2 separate regions of the Homo sapiens genome follow, and region 1 is linked to region 2. A link is a loop called in an ENCODE intact Hi-C map of the cell type or tissue named here. Cell type or tissue: PC-9. All regions are shown on one strand.

Region 1 (2,500 bases), 140 kb after region 2:
AAAGTTTGTCTGTGTACATTTATTATGATTAATGATATATTTGGACTTGTTTGTGCCATATTATTTTTTGTATTCCATATCCTACATCTCTATGCCTTACTGTCCCCTTTTTTTTTTACCCTTTAAAAATATTGGTAGAGTTTTTTTTCTTATTTTCTTTTTCTATTTCTACTGGTGTGTTAGAACAAATTCAAACTTTAACCCCCTCCTGAACACTACAAGCACTCCATGTCTCTTATTACCTCCCCCAAACTTATTTGGCCATGTAATCAAACTGAACTGAAACAGGCCAGTTTAAAAAACAACAACAAAACCATGAAATTCACTGTAACCAGAGGTGACCCAGTTTACCTGAGCTAGCATGATAAGAAAGTTCTGTTTTAACTCTATAAGGAGAGTCACTTTGTAATGAATAATCTGCTTTTTGTTCCCTGTTTGTGCTTTCTTAACCCATTTTCTGCTTAGAAAGCCAGCCCCCTCTGCTTAGCTCAGCAGAACACGCATTCTATTTTTAAGAATGAGATGTTACAGAATTGCAAACAAAAGTCAGTTTGATCTTTAAACTGAAAGTCAGTTTGATCTTTAAACTAAATCTGTTGTAATTTTGTCCTTTGACAATGGTATTGTCATCAGCAGTGGATTCTGAGTAGGCCCTAGAATGTTCACCACTCCTACCCTAAGCCCAAGCAGTGTTATTTATGTTAGTTACATTATGTGGGTTTAATTATGAGTTATATCAAGAGACATATAATATTTTAGTGGCAGAGAATACCTTTTTTTCATCATTGATTTGTTTGTTTTTCTTGAGTTCTCACTATGTTACCTAGGCTGGTCTCAAACTCTGGGCTCAAGTGATCCTCCCACCGTGGCCTCCCAAAGTGTTGGGATTACAGGCGTGAGCCACAGCACCTTGCCTCGTTGATTTTAAATGTTAGTTGAAAAGTTATTGTCTCCAAAACCCAATTCTCTATCCACTTCCAATGGAGTGGATTATTGGGTTATGTTTCTTAGAGTCTGTTAATTTCCTTCTCTGGAAAGAGTGCTGCTACTGCAGTAGGGATCAATATACGTATAGTGTGAGAATTCAATAGCAAATGAGCCAGGCTGAGTCCCAGGGAGGGAGTTGCCTCAGGCATAGACAGCTTTGACCCATAGTCATCTCCACGCTGGTGACTGTTGACATAAAGGACAAGGACCAGCCTTGTGACTCCTGGCTTGCATATTTACTTGTGGGGGTAGCGGTTACTGCCTTTGGACACTTGGCCTTTGTCTTTTCTTTGGAAATATTTTATGGCTTTAGTCATTGTGAATAATGAGTAGTGCATATAGGCAGTGAATCCTCATCTGTGGGAATAGCACCATTTCGTGGTTTTTTTTTTTTTTTGAGACGGAGTTTTGCTCTTGCTTCCCAGGCTGGAGTGCAATGGGGCAATCTCGGCTCACCGCAACCTCCACTTGCTGGGTTCAAGAGATTCTCCTGCCTCAGCCTCCTGAGTAGCTGTGATTACAGGCATGCGCTACCACGCCCTGCTAATTTTCTTATTTTTAGAAGAGACGGGGTTTCTCCATGTTGGTCAGGCTGGTCTCAAACTCCCGACCTCAGGTGGTCCACCAGCCTCGGCCTCCCAAAGTGCTTGGATTACAGGCGTGAGCCACCACGCCTGGCCATGAATAGCACCATTTCATGTTTTATTTAATACCTTTAGAAGTTTGCTTTGTGGACAATGAAAGAGAGTGACTGGTTATTTCTCTAGGATTTAGTATGTATAACTTTCTTTGTAACTTCAGAATATAGTTTAATATCTTTTATTTTGTTCAATATAGTCAAACATTACTTAAAGTTCTTTGGGAAATATCATCATTGGCAGAAAGTATCAAAGTGTATCAATTTGAGGGTCCAAATGGTAATAAAATTTTGGAGACTGTTAAAACAATATACCTTGAATATTTGGGGTGGAGTGATAGGGATGGAGTATTGGGGGTGGGGTTAGTTTTTAGAGAATAGCATCTTATCACTTAGCTTTAGAGCTTCGCTACTGGTGGGTTAGATTAGAAAAATGCAGTTTCTTCTTCCTATTTTTTTTTTTTTCTCTTTTTTGAGACAGGGTCTTGCTCTGTCACCCAGGCTGGAGTCCAGTAGCATGATCTTGGCTCACTGCAACCTTCACCTCTGGTCTCAAGCGATCCTCCCACCTCGGTCCCCTGAATAGTTGGGACTACAGGCGTGCACCACCACTCCTGGCTAATTTTTTTTGAGCTTTATTATTAGAGACGAGGTCTCACTGTGTTGCTCAGGCTGGTCTTGAACTCCTGAGCTCAAGGGATCCTCCTGCCTCAGCCTCCCAAAGTGCTGGGATTACAGGTGTGAGCCACCACACCTGGTCAATTTCTTATTATTAATCCAAAGTGTCTTACTTTAAACTTTTAAGTTTATTTTAAAAATTCAAGCCTAGGAATAACTTTTGTGAGAAAGGCAGAGTAGGTATTTTTATCTCAGGTG
Region 2 (2,500 bases):
GCCTGGGAGACAGAGTAAGACTACCTCAAAAAAAAAAAAAAAAAGAAGAAGTTGTAATATGTTCCTCTGATATTCCTATGGATCATCTTTTATAACCACACTTTGGAGATCATTGGTTCCTATCACTCCTAATGACTAGGATACTGTGAATAGTTTAAAAACTTGAGATTTATTTTCTTTATTTTTCACAATAATTCAAATTTTTTACTTTTAAAGCAGCACTTCTTTAGTCACTTATTTGATAACTGGATAATCTACGAACTCAAAGGTTTAGATCACAGAATAACAGATATCAAATGAATAGCTATTTCTTTTTAGACATATTTGTCATAATATATAAATGCAGTTTATAAATCTGTAGTCTGTATGTGAAATTAAATATGCCTCTTCAACACACCCACATATTCTGACATGTATAGTAATAACAACAAAATATTAAAAAGGTTTGATCTGGAACACAAATATAATTTCTATTACTTTTTTAAGGGCTCTCTCACCTACTGCATACAGGTACTTTCTTGCTTTCTTCCGAGGTCGAACCTTAGATGTCTGCAGAAAACTACAAAACTTGTTCTCTTTGGGAGATTTGCATACTTCACAGTACTCTTTCAGAAGTGTTTGCAATGCAACACGAAGATTAAAATCGGATACTCCTAAAACAATATTTAAAAAGACAATGTTTTAAACAATTTTTAAATAATATTGAAAAAACACATTTCTATAAAGATAAGATACATTTAACCATCAAGAAATAAAAAATCATCATCAAACAATGGTGTTTGTTTCCTACAATACCAAATATTGGTACTGACTATTTTAAGGGAAGTATTTTCTTCACTAATGAAGAATAAAAAAGGTTGTTGTTAAAATATATGCTTCATATATAAGCAGAATAGCAACTAAAAAATATATATGCTTCACAGTATCCCCCCATGCATAAGAATTTCCAGGCCAGACGTGGTAGCTCACGCATGTAATCCCAGTACTTTGGGGGGCCAAGTCAGGTGGATTGCTTGAGCCCAGGAGTTAGAGACCAGCCTGGCCAATGTGGTGAATGAAACCTTGCTGCTACAAAAAATACAAAAATTAGCTGGGTGTGGTGGCACATGCCTATAGTTCCAGCTACTCAGGAGGTTCATGTGGGAGTACCACTTGAGCTCAGGAAGCAGAGTTTGCAGTGAAGCAGGATTGCACCACTGCACTCCAGCCTGGATGACAGGGTGAGATTCTGTCTCAAAAATAAAAAAAAAAAAAGAAGAATTTCCAAATAAAGATTGCAAACTGAAACAAGATCACAATTATCTAACAAAATTTAAAAATTAAAATAGCCACAAATTCTATACTTACAACGTAACAAAAAAGATATAAAATTATGTCATTAACATTTAAGAATGATAGACAAAGCAAGAAAAATAAATTCTGGTGGCATGAGTACCATATCCTAAAAGGATTATGCATATGATGAGGTAGGTTGTCCTTGCTCAAGCATGCTTAGCTGAGGAGGTAAACGGCATGAGAGTCAACCTGTGTTCATTTGCCAAGTTGTAAGACCTGTTCTCCCTGAAAGGGCACTATTTCCTAATTTGCACAAAGGCATTATAATGCTAGCAAGAGATTGTCTCCTATCCTTCCATCTCTAATCTTTTCTCTGTATCCCAGACAAGAAGCAATATTGAAGAAAAATGGTCAACTAACAAAATCTTGAGAATTCTCACTAATAATAATTTGCAGACAGAATCAAGAATGAAAAGCAGAACTGAGAAAAGTTGAGGAACAAAATCATTAAAAGGGAAAGTCTTTACAAGACCATCAGTTAAGGTAGAAAGGATCACCTGGATTTGCTCTCTAACAGAACACTGTGCTAGCCAAAGTCCACACTAGTGGGATACATCTCTGGCTAGGTTAAGTAGACCCAGATATAAGATAAATAACAAGAACTCAATAGAGAGATATCAAAGTCAAGTTCCTAAGTAAGGATCTCAGCCCTAGTGGATCTCTAGTCTTCAACCACCCTCATGCCTCAGGCTAGAAAGAAGTGGCAAGGGCCAGCACAGTGCCTCATGCCTGTAATCCCAGCACTTTGGGAGGCTGAGGTGGGAGGACTGTTTGAGGCCAGGAGTTCAAGACCAGCCTGGGCAACACAGTGAAACCCTGTCTCTACAAAAAATTTTAAAATGAGCTGGGCGTGGTGGTATGAACTTTTAGTTCCAGCTACTCTGGAGGCTGAGGAGGGAGGATCACTTGAGCCCAGGAAGTCAAGGCTTCAGTGACTATGACTGCCCTACTGCATGACAGTGTGAGTGACAGAGTGAGACTCTGTCTCAAAACAAAACAGAACAAAGGTGGCAAGAACACAACACATAGCCTTCAAATTTTAGACTAGAGAAAACAAAGTAGTTGTACTAGGTAGAAAGAGTGCCAAGGAGAATTAGTTCTTGTATTAACAGAACAGAGTTTGAACAGAGTTGACATGAACAACAGTTCAGTATGAGCAAGATAT

What was found. Peaks named below come from ENCODE experiments on the same cell type or tissue, not always from the same donor. Only the 100,000 strongest peaks of a DNase experiment are listed, where the experiment ranks them.
Region 1: a loop joins it to region 2, with 2.0 times the contacts of the local background. A loop is called at or near these places in 1 of 110 quality-filtered maps.

What each region holds. Positions count from the first base shown.
Region 1 is chr1:45,871,114-45,873,613 of GRCh38, forward strand. The region is part of intron 3 of MAST2 (microtubule associated serine/threonine kinase 2); the gene reads left to right. All of the region lies in intron 4 of LOC105378694 (a long non-coding RNA gene), which reads right to left. Among named protein-coding and RNA genes, the nearest start is that of MAST2, 69 kb to the left of the region's middle. In PC-9, no CTCF peak of the experiment used is centred here; a DNase peak (open chromatin) is centred at 1,238; H3K27ac peaks cover 2,365 bases.
Region 2 is chr1:45,729,117-45,731,616 of GRCh38, forward strand. IPP (intracisternal A particle-promoted polypeptide) reads right to left here. Exons shown (of 9, transcript NM_005897.3): 4 at 498-653. Among named protein-coding and RNA genes, the nearest start is that of IPP, 20 kb to the right of the region's middle. In PC-9, no CTCF peak of the experiment used is centred here; a DNase peak (open chromatin) is centred at 1,535; H3K27ac peaks cover 1,674 bases.